Regions from separate parts of the Mus musculus genome. Here all the other regions are linked to region 1. Evidence: chromatin contacts called from ENCODE Hi-C or POLR2A ChIA-PET data. All regions are on one chromosome and are shown on one strand. The core of a region is the stretch at or near the end of the contact, and the rest is flanking DNA. Distances in the headings are between cores, read along the strand shown.

Region 1 (3,590 bases), core at 502-3,001:
AGGAGGGAAAGACTTGGAAGTGTTTCTCAGATGGAGTACAGGGGCCCAGGCAAACAGGAGTAAAACACACCACAGGAAAGAGGTGAAATACGAGGTAAGACACACGGGAAAGGTTTGGGGTGCGTGAAAATAGCAAGGAATCTTATTTTTCCTGACAGACGAGGAAACAGAATGGCCTGCAGGCGTGCAAGCCAATGAAGGGAGGTCGTGGGAAATGATAACTGTCCACAGTCCAAAGCCTATGCGTCCCCCAGAGAAGCCACATAGCTGTAAAACCAGCAACCTGCAGATGAGTAATTTTTGGCATCTGTTCACCTGGACTAGGAGATGCCTCAGCATGTACCCTGTGTTGGCTGATTAGATTAGAACTTTCTCTTGACTATTTTGTCAGTCCTTTTCAGGAGCATGCCCAGATGGGACCTGGCTCCCTAATTCTACCCTGTTACACCGCACAAACATACATCCAGGGGCATTCCACAGTCCCACTCTGTGCAAGCTTGCCAGCCTCCTCTCCTCTCACATTCCTACACCTGGGGAAGAAGGAGCTCTAGTCTCCCACACAACCAGAGAATTTAAGCCAGTCAGTGTGAGATGCCAAAGCTTTTAAATTCAGACTCCATTTTAGAGAATCTGACCTAAGCTTGAACTCAGGTAGACTACAGGCCGGTATCTAGCATTAGTATCCAAGTTGTCCCCACAACAAAACCTGAGCCTAGCTCGTCTCTAGGCTAATCCCCAACAAGAGCAGAGTTTCCAAGTTACACCCCTAACAAGACCAGTATCTCCTGGTTATTCCCCCAACAAACCTGCACCCCAGGTTGCAAGCCCAACCCTTGCCTAATGACCACCCATGCAGAGGGGAGCAGAAGTTAAGTTTATGATGTGACTCCCAGCACCAGCCAGTTATATTAAAGGCCAAAGTAGCTTTCCATTTAGATGCTCGCATTCGTATTCCATGTTTGGTGCTTACTATAAAGCCTTGCCACATAGACATTCGGGGCTCCTCCCCCACCAAAACCGTCCTGTGTGAGGGTGGTGCATTGGGGGGGCTTGAGCTAGCTCGAATAGAATAAAGACCCTGCTGTGAGTTGCATCAGATCAGCTCCTGTGTGTGTGTGTGTGTGTGTGTGTGTTTGGCGGGGGGGGGGGGGGGGTCACTAACTTTTCCCTGGCACAACAGTGGAGGATGTTTTAAACAACACTCCGCCATCTTCTGAGCTCACATAGCCAAAGTGACAAAAGCCACGGATAAGTTCCTGCTGGGAGACTACACTTCCCAGCTTCCTTTGGGGACTACTGAAGTCATTTCCACCCATTTCTGACCCCAATAAGGGGCCGCATCCTTCTTCCTTTGTAGGCATTTTTGCCATTTGCATATCTTGTGACAAATGCTCCCTCACCGAGAATAAACAAGACCAAAACTTTTTCCGCCTTTTTCTCTACGGCTGCTCTTTTAAAATAATCTATCACACTAGCGGAACCCTTGTTGTTATGTATACCAAGAGGCTGTGATTGTGGGATAGGAAATCCAATCCTAATGTCTCCTGGCCACCAAGGCAGCACCCACCTCACCGGCCGCGATTGTTACCGGTTAAAGCGTTCTGTCTGTTAACTGCACTCAGAGCAGTGCCTGGGGCTGAGGGCGTGGCCACTAACCGCGGGCGGTTCCAGAAGAATCCAGCATCCCCCAAACAAACAGAACACGCAACTCGGTTTCTGGCGCAGGCCCAGCCGACCCGGAACCTGCGAAAGGCCGGAAGGGGCGGGGAGTGGTGCGACGCAGAAAAAGTTGTTTTTAAGGGACGCGCTGCGGCTGGCAGGGTACGCAAGTGACGCAGATTACACAACCAGAGGAGCTTCTAGCTCTTTGTGCTGGAACCCGCGGCCAGTGCTGCTGGAGGATTTTGTTCCTGTTAGTTTGGTCATTAGCACATTTGACAGAGCGACGTTGGGAAAGGCATTTATGGTTCCTTAACGAATGTGTTCTGTGACATTCAGTATGCTAGGCTGCAGGCCAGTGGTGACCTAGATTTTCTAACCCGATAAACGGTGCCTGGTACGTGCTCGCCCACCCCTCTCCGAACCCTGCCCCTCACAGCGGTGCAGTCATGCTCACCGCCTAGGACTGCAGACAAAAGGTGCCACAATAACGATAAGAAGGACCCCTTGTGGGAACCTTACCCGTATTTTTAGAAAACTACATCAGAATGTTTCCTGAGATAAATGTGCACTGCCTAGTGATATTCCCAAAGGCCTTGCCCCCAGAGATGTCACCAACGCAAACTGCCACCTTTGTAAATGACATTGTCCAACGGATAAAGAGGTCACCTTAACTAGGCACAGGGGAGAATGCCTCTCACTTTCTTTCACAGGCCACTTGGAAATGTCTACATTGGGAGGGTTTTCCATCTCCTGATGCTTTCTGTGCACTCAGACAAAGCAATCCCAGTTCAGTCCACACCCTTCCAGCCTGGGCTGGCTAAGTATAGGCACAGTTTTGTTGTTGTTCACATCTTTGCACTGTATCACAGTGCAAAGTCCTTAATGAATACGTGTTTGATGACGTTCAGTGTGCTAGGCTGCAGGCCAGTGGTGACCTAGCTTTTCTAATCCGTCAAATGGTGCCCGGTATCCATTTGATCTCCCTTGAACTTCTCCATGTGATGGACCAGCCTGAGTCTATTTTAAGATTAGAAGCTATAAATGTTCCTTCTAGGAAGGTGTGGAACCCCAAGAACCGCACAACTCTTAGCAGAGAGAGTGTCCCAATGGTAGACATGGTAGCCTAGGAACCACACAGCTCAGAGGTAGGACAGTGTCCCAATAGAAGAGCGTCCTGAGACACAGGAGCCCAGGAACCACATAGCTCTGAGAGGAAGCCTCCTCAGCAAGAGGCACTGCAGCTCCCAGGGAAGGGTATACCCAGCTGAGCTCTGGAGCCTCAGCCCCGCTCCACTTCTCTTCATTGCTTCTTTGCTTCTTCTGATGCTAAAAAACAAAAACAAAAACAAAAACATCACATCAGGAATCAAATCTCATTTAAAAAAAAACAAAAACAAAAAAAAAAACAAAATAGGGAGGGTCCAGGGAGAGAGGGGACAAATCCAGGAGTGGCTGCCTCTGCTTCCAGGAGCAGACAGCAAGGCTGTTGAACAAAGGGCAGGGCTTATATAGGATTTCTTATGGATGGAGCTTTTCAGGGCAGAGATTTCCAGGTTGAGGATTGGTGGGATTTCAAGTCCTGAGCTTGGAGAGCTCAGAGATTGGTGAGGTTTCCTATTCTGGGATTGGTGGGGGTTTGTGGGAAGCTCAGGGATTGGTGGGTTTTTTTGCTCAGGGACTGGAGGCATTTTTCACCTCCCTTTCCCTGCTTTGGGCCCATGGCTGAGGCGACATCACTGCTGAGCTTCTTGGGAGTCTGAAGAAGAGGTGTCGCCACCGTGGACAGCTCCTGCGCTGGTATTTCATGAAAGTGGTAGGCTGAGTCAGGAAAGAAAGTGCCACCACCATGGACAGCTCCTAGGACTGCCTTAGGCAAGTCACTTAAGAACTACTGAAGCCATCTCCTTAAAAGGTGGAAGAAAGTTCAT
Region 2 (3,590 bases), core at 484-2,983, 220 kb before region 1:
TAAGAACTTTTTATGTGCAAGCATGAGAACCTAAGTTGGAATCCCCAGCATCCAAATAAAAATCTGGGCATGACTGCTTGTGCCTGTAATCTCAGCATCGGGCGCAAAGTGGCAGGTCCTAGAGCTCCTGGCAGTCAACCTAGTAGAAATCAAGAATTCACTGAGAGATCCTATTTCAAGGCAATAGGGTATCGCAGTAATAGAAGACACCTTCAGTCAGTCTTCTGGCTTTCCTGTGTTCACTCAGGAGCATGTGCACGTGCGAGCTCAGGCACATCAAAAATAAACAAACAACTCCCCCAAACCACTGTTCAATATTTCCAGACTGGGCAAAACAGAACACAGCAAACCAGCAGGTAACCAGCAGGGGGCAGTGTTTGCAAGACGTCGACGCCAGTTCCCACTCCCTTCCTACAGTTTTGAGCCTCAGGCTCTTGTTCTCATTGGCTGCAGTCTGGCTTCCTTTCCTGCTGACCGTCCCTTCACAGCAGGATGCACCTTCCCTTTGGAGGCGTGGACCAGAAAGCTGCAGTGAGAAAAGGTTCCAAACAATCCCTGAGTTCTGTGAGGAAGAAATCACACTGCAGGAGCTGAGGTGGATTCAGGAACCCACAAGAGCATACATGTCAATTAAAACAACAAAACAAAACAACAGCCAGGCAGTGGTGGCTCACACCTTTAATCCCAGCACTTGGGAGGCAGAGGCAGGCAGATAGTTCTGAGTTCAAGGCCAGCCTGGTCTACAGACCGGGACAGCCAGGGCTACACAGAGAAACCCTGTCTCGAAAAAAACCAACAAACAAAACAAAACAAAAAGCTAAGGATATGAACATGCAGGTTATAGGAACAACATCTATATTCATTTCACCCAAATAGATCCCATATCCCACTCTCCTCCTTGAACATTCTTTTGTTTAAAAAAAAAAAAAAATCACCCAAACTTGGGATTGGAGGGATGGCTCAGTAGTTAAGGAGCCTTACAAGTGTTAATAGTTCCAGATCCAGGGGATCCAGCAGCCTCTCCTGGCTTCTGCAAGCACCAGGCATGTGCAGAGGGCACTTGCATACATGTAGGCAAAACACTCATACGCGGAAAAGAACAGCAAGTGAATAAAAAAGTGATCTGAACTCAAACACACGGCTAAGTGGAACTCCTCCAGGGAGGAGACCTGGCTCACTCCGGATCCTGAGTCCTGCAGGGCAGCAGGCAGAGGCACAGGGACTTGGGATTCCACTAAGTGCTGTTGCTTTGCCTAAACCATACTATAGACTGGGTAGCTAGCTTCATGGCTTCTGTGGAGACAAGGTCTGCCCAGGTGAGAAAACCTAAGCCTTGTTCTCCCATACTCTCCCTAGAAGCCAGGGTACCTTAGCCAGGCTCAAGCATGATAGCTATTGATCTGTCCAGTGGGCCCTGGAGAGAGCCACTTTAGGCTCAACTGCCACCTCAAATTCCATCTAAGAAGCTACCTCCGGATGGCAGAGGTAAACAGCAGAGCAGAAGAGATGCATGCTGTCTGCCTGGTGAGGAGGAGCAGAAGCTAGAGTCTTGGGTTGCCCATGCTTTTAGACTTCTAGATTCTCTTAGGCCCATAGAGAATACTTTGTACACAAACATCTCAGTGGTGTGGCCGATGAGGGTGGAGCAGGAAGCAGAACTTTTTTTTTTTTTTTAAATCAACCTTTTCCACTGGCTGCCTTCTTCAGTGGCCCTCAGAGCACCCCTTTTCAGAGAAACTCATGTACATCACCCTTTCCCACCCCTCAGGAGACACCGTCTTCCTCCCCCTGGAAGACAGATCTTGTGAGCTGGCCTTCACCTCTTGTAGCTCTTGTACTTTTACGAAAGACTACAAACCAATGTGAGAGGCTGCCTAGGCCTGGAAGGTAGCTCCACAGTGGCTATAGATCTTGAATGGAAAGATCCTCAGGAACTCACCAGGTAACAGGGATCTTGTGGTGTGTGTGTGTGTGTGTGTGTGTGTGTGTGTGTGTGTGTGTGGTGTTCTTCTATCCTGCTCACCCTTAAATCTACCAGTAACAATTAGTGTCAACCTGAAGGGAAAGACAACTGATCTTTTTTCATAGACTGTAGAGAAATTCCTGTTCCCCAGGGACTTTTAGTCTTGTCTGTGGAACATCAGTGAGTTTTCTCCCTCACAGAACAAGGCTAACACACCACTGAGGACTCAGGAGAGGTGGACTCTTAGACATTCTCCTTGCTTTCCAAGGGCGAAAGGGAGCAGACAAGCTTCTAAAGCAATTTCCCTAGAGCTGTCAGCCAGGCTTGTATTGAGTGTCTGGGAACCAGAGAGCAGCTGGAGGGGAACCAGTCTTTGGGACGGGGCATCAGACCGGGTTTTGTGAGCTGGGAAATTAGAGTTGTGGCAGGAAGATGGAACGTGGGCCCCATGGGTGATCTGAAGTTCATACACTACCCATCGTCCAGAAGGAACCCTAGCTGTCTGACTAGCATTCGCTTTATCCAGTCGGGGTCAGGACTCTATCAATGGATAAGAACAACCCCAGGCTCTTCCCCAGAGCCTTGGGTTCCTCGATGTTGGAGAGCAAAGGGACACCAGATGTCTTTTTCCATCACTGACTGTGGTCTGCACTCTCTGACTGGCTAAATTATCTATTGGCGTATCATCTCACTGAATCCAGTACTCACTGAGTGGCTGGACTGGCTATCTTATCTCCCCGTCCCCTGCAGGTTTAATTTTCTTTCTTTCCCATCACTTTTCTTTTTCTTGGTGAACATTCACAGTGCTGGGCAGGAGGGAATTTGTTTTGTTTTGTTTTGTTTTTCGAGACAGGGTTTCTCTGTGTAGCCCGGGCTGTCCTGGAACTCACTCTGTAGACCAGGCTGGCCTTCAACTCAGAAATCTGCCTGTCTCTGCCTCCCGAGTGCTGGGATTAAAGGTGTGCGTTCACTCAGGTTCATCTGTTCACAGAAAGCATTTGCTGTTTGTTTTGGATAAAGTAATACATTCTTTAAAGACCAGTCAAAGCAAACAGAATGAAGCTGCAGGCAGTAAAGCTTTTATTCCCGGAAAGGACCCCATGACCATTGCACACTGGTTTTCCCTCATAACAGCATGACACATTTTCCCCATTAGGACAGTTTGTTCTCAAGATGCTGTGGTGAAGGATATGGGAAAGAAAGAATGATATTATCAGTTTTCTCAAATGAGACCAAGATAATCTGCACAAGGCCAACACACAAGTCTGTGACCTTCTCACAGTGCTTCTAAGTGTGGCCTGCCCATGCCCTCTTCCAGTCTCTTCCAGTCCTGCATGAGGGAAGCACTGCCAGGGGAGGGCCTCTTAGATATGGGGAGCTCTTCCACTTTTGCTAGCTCCAAGGTTCAACCAAGGGCCAGAAATAACTGACACACACACACAAACACACACACACACTGACTTCTTAAAAAATAAACGAAAGGACTGACAGGTGTGTGGGTGAAGTGGTGGAGTGGTAGGGGTGGGCTGACACTTGGATCCTAGTGGGTGGGGACAGGGCACACTGCTGTCTTGAAAAAATGGTGGCCCAGCATAAAATGAAGGGGACCGCGTGGGAAAGGGGTACA
Region 3 (3,590 bases), core at 274-2,773, 160 kb after region 1:
CAGCTACCGCTGGCTTGCCATCTGGACCTCTGCCCAATCATCAGAAGAAAACCTTCCAGGATTAACTAGGACCACTGTAGATGATCAATCTCCTTGCTCATAACTCCCATGATGGCTTCCTAAGAAACTGTGTCAGTCTCTGTATGAAATTTTAGTTTCAGCACTCAGTCTTGTATCAGCCTAGCCCCATTGCCCCAGCATGCCTCAGGCTACCAGGGTCAGACCCTGTACCATGGCTGCTACTCACTGTCCCCAACTGTAGACTGTGCACACACCCCTGTGATTCTGTCACCCCTGTCACAATGAACATAAAGATCTTAGACCATCTCTGCCCCTCTTCCTTAGCCTGGGACCTTGTACTCTCAGAGACCGTGCCTGACCATCTTCTCTATGCAGTATATGAATACTCTTCCTTGAACATCAGGTTGGAGAGATCTGTGGTTCAATTCCCTCATCTACAGAACAGAAAACCCAAATAAGCAGACTCTAGGATGGGGCCAGTGGGAGTATCTGAGCAAGAGTCTTGGGCTACCTGTTAGCCATAGCTAAAAAAGACGCTTCCAGGCCAGACAATGTTCGATTTACCTGGCTTATCGTTTCTCCTGAGATTCTTGTGGGGTATTAGTGATGTCCAGCCACGACCTCAACACAGTTGCCTAAGTTTGGCCAAAGCTCGTGGACCAAAATTGCACATCTGACTCTGGGTGTCTACCCAGAAGGCAGTGCAGCAACTGCCCTGGCATCTTCACAGCCCACGATCCTGCCGAAACTGTACCTAGGCCACAACAACTGATGTGGCTCTTCTTCAGCTCTGGGACTGACATATTTTACCAGCATTAACTTCGATCTGTTTTCTTTCTCCCCACTTTTCCGGCCCAATTCACGGGGATTACGTATCTTAACAAAAATAAATGTCAGATTTAGTTATTCCCCCAAGACCTGCTGAGGCTTCAGTCGTGCACACCCTCTCACGATCTTGTAATGAAAAGCCAAAGGAATGAGTTCCCCAGGTAGAAAAAAAGCTCCAGGTCCGTGTGTCCTGGGAGAAGGGGAGAGCCTTAGACTTCTGGTTAGGGAATTCTGGGCACTGGCCGACCTTGATCGGCTCACTCGAGCTCAAAGTCGGCGGTGACGGATCCTCCCGGGCCTGTTGCCCTGGGGACTGCGCTGCACCAAGAAGCCCGACCGCGGCGTTCGTCGGTCCGCAACGGCTCGTCTTACCTGGAGCGCCATGGCGGAACTCAGCTTCGCGACTCCCTGGCCCACCCAGCTTCCGGTGCGGCTCTGGCTGGAGGCTGCACCGAGACCCTCGAGACCCTCGGGGACAGCGGCCCAGTTCTGCACGACAGGAAGCGGGGCCGGGGAACTCGCTACACCGAGAACCGCAGAGTTGGCTCGTCTGGGTCGGTCTGGCGCTTCGCATCCCGGGAGGGGTGGTCCCGCTTCCGCCCGCAGCCCCCAGCCTCACAGCGGTAACGACGCAAGCGCAGACTACACTTCCCAGAGGGCGCCGTGCCTGGGGCGTGGCTTCAGGGGGTGTGGCGGGGTTCTCCTTTACTGCTCCGTCCCTCACACCTCTAGCTCCTCAGGTTCAGGCACCCGCCTGGCACTGGTTAGTTACATCCTGTCGAGCTTGCGGCTTGCGCATGCTCAGGTGCAAACAACCGTTCATCCAAATAACCAACCATCCACTCCTCCGTTCTCTTTAGCATCCGGCGCTTTCTGAGTGCGCCCTGTACAGGTGCCAGGTTAGGATGCATGGATAAAAAGGGACCAGTTTCTCCCGTTGGCTGCAGTCACGTAAACCCGACCCTGAGTGGCTGAGGGCCAGGGCACAGTGGCTCACCGCTACACTGATCTGCATCACTACATTTTATGTGACTATTTGCTTGCTCGTGTTGCCCACTGATGGTGGCGGCCCCAGTAGTTCCTGACAAACGCTAGGCTTAAATATATGTATGATGTGTGGACTAAGTGTGTGCCCCATCTCTGGATTCATTTGTGCTGCTGTCTCTGTGGTGCAGACATAGTCCTTAGGCTGCACTTTGAGGCTCATTTTCCTTCCTGGAGCCCTCGTCTTTCCCTTCATTGTATGGGAAAAACTCAAAGAGAAGTTTTTGGAGCTTTGAAACAGGTGCTTGGAGCCACAGCAGAAGCCACCATACCCAGGACTTGTTCTCGGCTCTCCACTCCTAAAAATGTCTGCAGGGGCGTCCCCTTATCTGCGATCCGAGGAAGGACGATTTCTCCCTAGCCACCCCAGCATAGCTCTTTAGTGACTCTGGCCTACGTGGGCTCCACTGGCATACTGGCTTTGTATGCTGGCATGCCAGAACACATGATCGAGCAGAGACCACTAACATTACTGCCCAGCACAGCTGAGTGAATTTCTTCCTTCACACTCTAAGGACAGGACCGCAGCATGGAAAAAGAAAACTGAAAGTTCAGTCCATCTCCAGTAGCATCTCAGGGTAAGTCCTAGGCCTCAAGCCAGGGACCTATGATCCCTAAGCCACAAAATCCTCTCAAAACCTTTCAAAAAGAAAAAAGGAAGACATAATTTACAGCATGTGAAGTGTCTTGACGCTGTTTTGCTTTAAGTGTCCTCCTGTCTGGGCTTGGTGCAACATTTGGAGATTTGGGCCATCTGTCACTAAGAAGAGCTTACACCATCAAACTGGCTGAATGGCCAGTTGTTAAAGTTACAGAAACAACTGCTGCCCATTCATTACCCTTTTGACTATTTTTTGCCTCCACACCAGCCCTTATAATCTTTACATTAAAAAGTTTTACTCCAGATAACAGGGGTGGTAGTCTGGGATGTGATACCATGACAAACAATGATTGTGTTCAGGGAAGGGAAAAGATTTTATATTTGTTGTTTTTTTTGTTGTTGTTGTTTTTTTTTTTTTTTTTTTTTTTTTGAGGCAGGGTTTCTCAGTGTAACCAGCCCTGGCTATTGTGGACTTGCTTTGTAACAAGACCAGTTTGACCTTGAACTCACAGAGCTCCACCAGCCTCTGCATCATGAGTGCTGGCATTCTAAAATGAGCAAGGTTGCAGAGTTGTTTTGAAATGATAGTCCTTGGCTATAACAAAGGTGTTGTTAGTCCAGCTTTGGGCAGACACTTGCTGGGTGGGCAGCCTTGTAGAAGAGCTTTTTCCCTACAAGGTTGCTATGGCATTTGTGCAAGGTTGTGGTCTTGGCAGTTTTTTGTGGCCATTCTTGCTATCAGCAGATATGTGTGAGGAAACCCCATCCTTACCACCAGGGCTTCTTGACATTTTCTGTCAGTGGTTGACATAGTGATTCTATCAGTTTAACATAAGTAGCTCTAGTTTGATCTCAACAATTTCACATGAGCTCAAGGGATGGAATAGAAATCGAATACATTAAAAAAGAAACTTAGTAATTCCAATTAGTTGTTCAGTACATTGCTATTCAGAGAGCTTAACTTCTTACATATTTGGTATTTGGTTACCTGGCCATTTGATGAGTTGGCTTTGAGTGGACTAGCCAGCTGTCTTACTCAAATGCAACAGCTAGTTTCTGTGAGCAATAAACTGTGCTATCCATTTCTGCATATGAA

The links. A loop is a pair of places that touch in the nucleus more often than their neighbours do. ChIA-PET counts read pairs that join two places held with the same protein, here RNA polymerase II (POLR2A).
Region 2: a map of v-Abl transformed pro-B cells shows a loop between it and region 1 (2.7-fold over the local background). The contact joins the promoter of Gimap3 here to the promoter of Lrrc61 in region 1. A Hi-C loop is called at or near these places in 6 of 37 maps with a recorded cell type or tissue (adrenal gland, gastrocnemius, heart and 2 more). POLR2A ChIA-PET finds 5 or more read pairs at or near these places in 2 of 5 experiments (Patski and embryonic stem cell).
Region 3: a loop to region 1 is called in a map of gastrocnemius, with 3 times the contacts of the local background. The contact joins the promoter of Krba1 here to the promoter of Lrrc61 in region 1. A Hi-C loop is called at or near these places in 1 of 37 maps with a recorded cell type or tissue (gastrocnemius). POLR2A ChIA-PET finds 5 or more read pairs at or near these places in 1 of 5 experiments (Patski).

The regions. Positions count from the first base shown.
Region 1 is chr6:48,552,960-48,556,549 of GRCm38, reverse strand. Lrrc61 (leucine rich repeat containing 61) reads right to left here and starts at 1,751. Exons shown (of 3, transcript NM_177736.3): 1 at 1,568-1,751.
Region 2 is chr6:48,768,994-48,772,583 of GRCm38, reverse strand. It overlaps Gimap3 (GTPase, IMAP family member 3), which reads left to right and starts at 1,733. Exons shown (of 5, transcript NM_031247.3): 1 at 1,733-1,942.
Region 3 is chr6:48,393,519-48,397,108 of GRCm38, reverse strand. Krba1 (KRAB-A domain containing 1) reads right to left here and starts at 1,523. Exons shown (of 18, transcript NM_001347152.1): 1 at 1,222-1,523. The coding sequence starts at 1,233. Gm16630 (predicted gene, 16630) reads left to right here and starts at 1,701. Exons shown (of 5, transcript NR_152250.1): 1 at 1,701-2,471.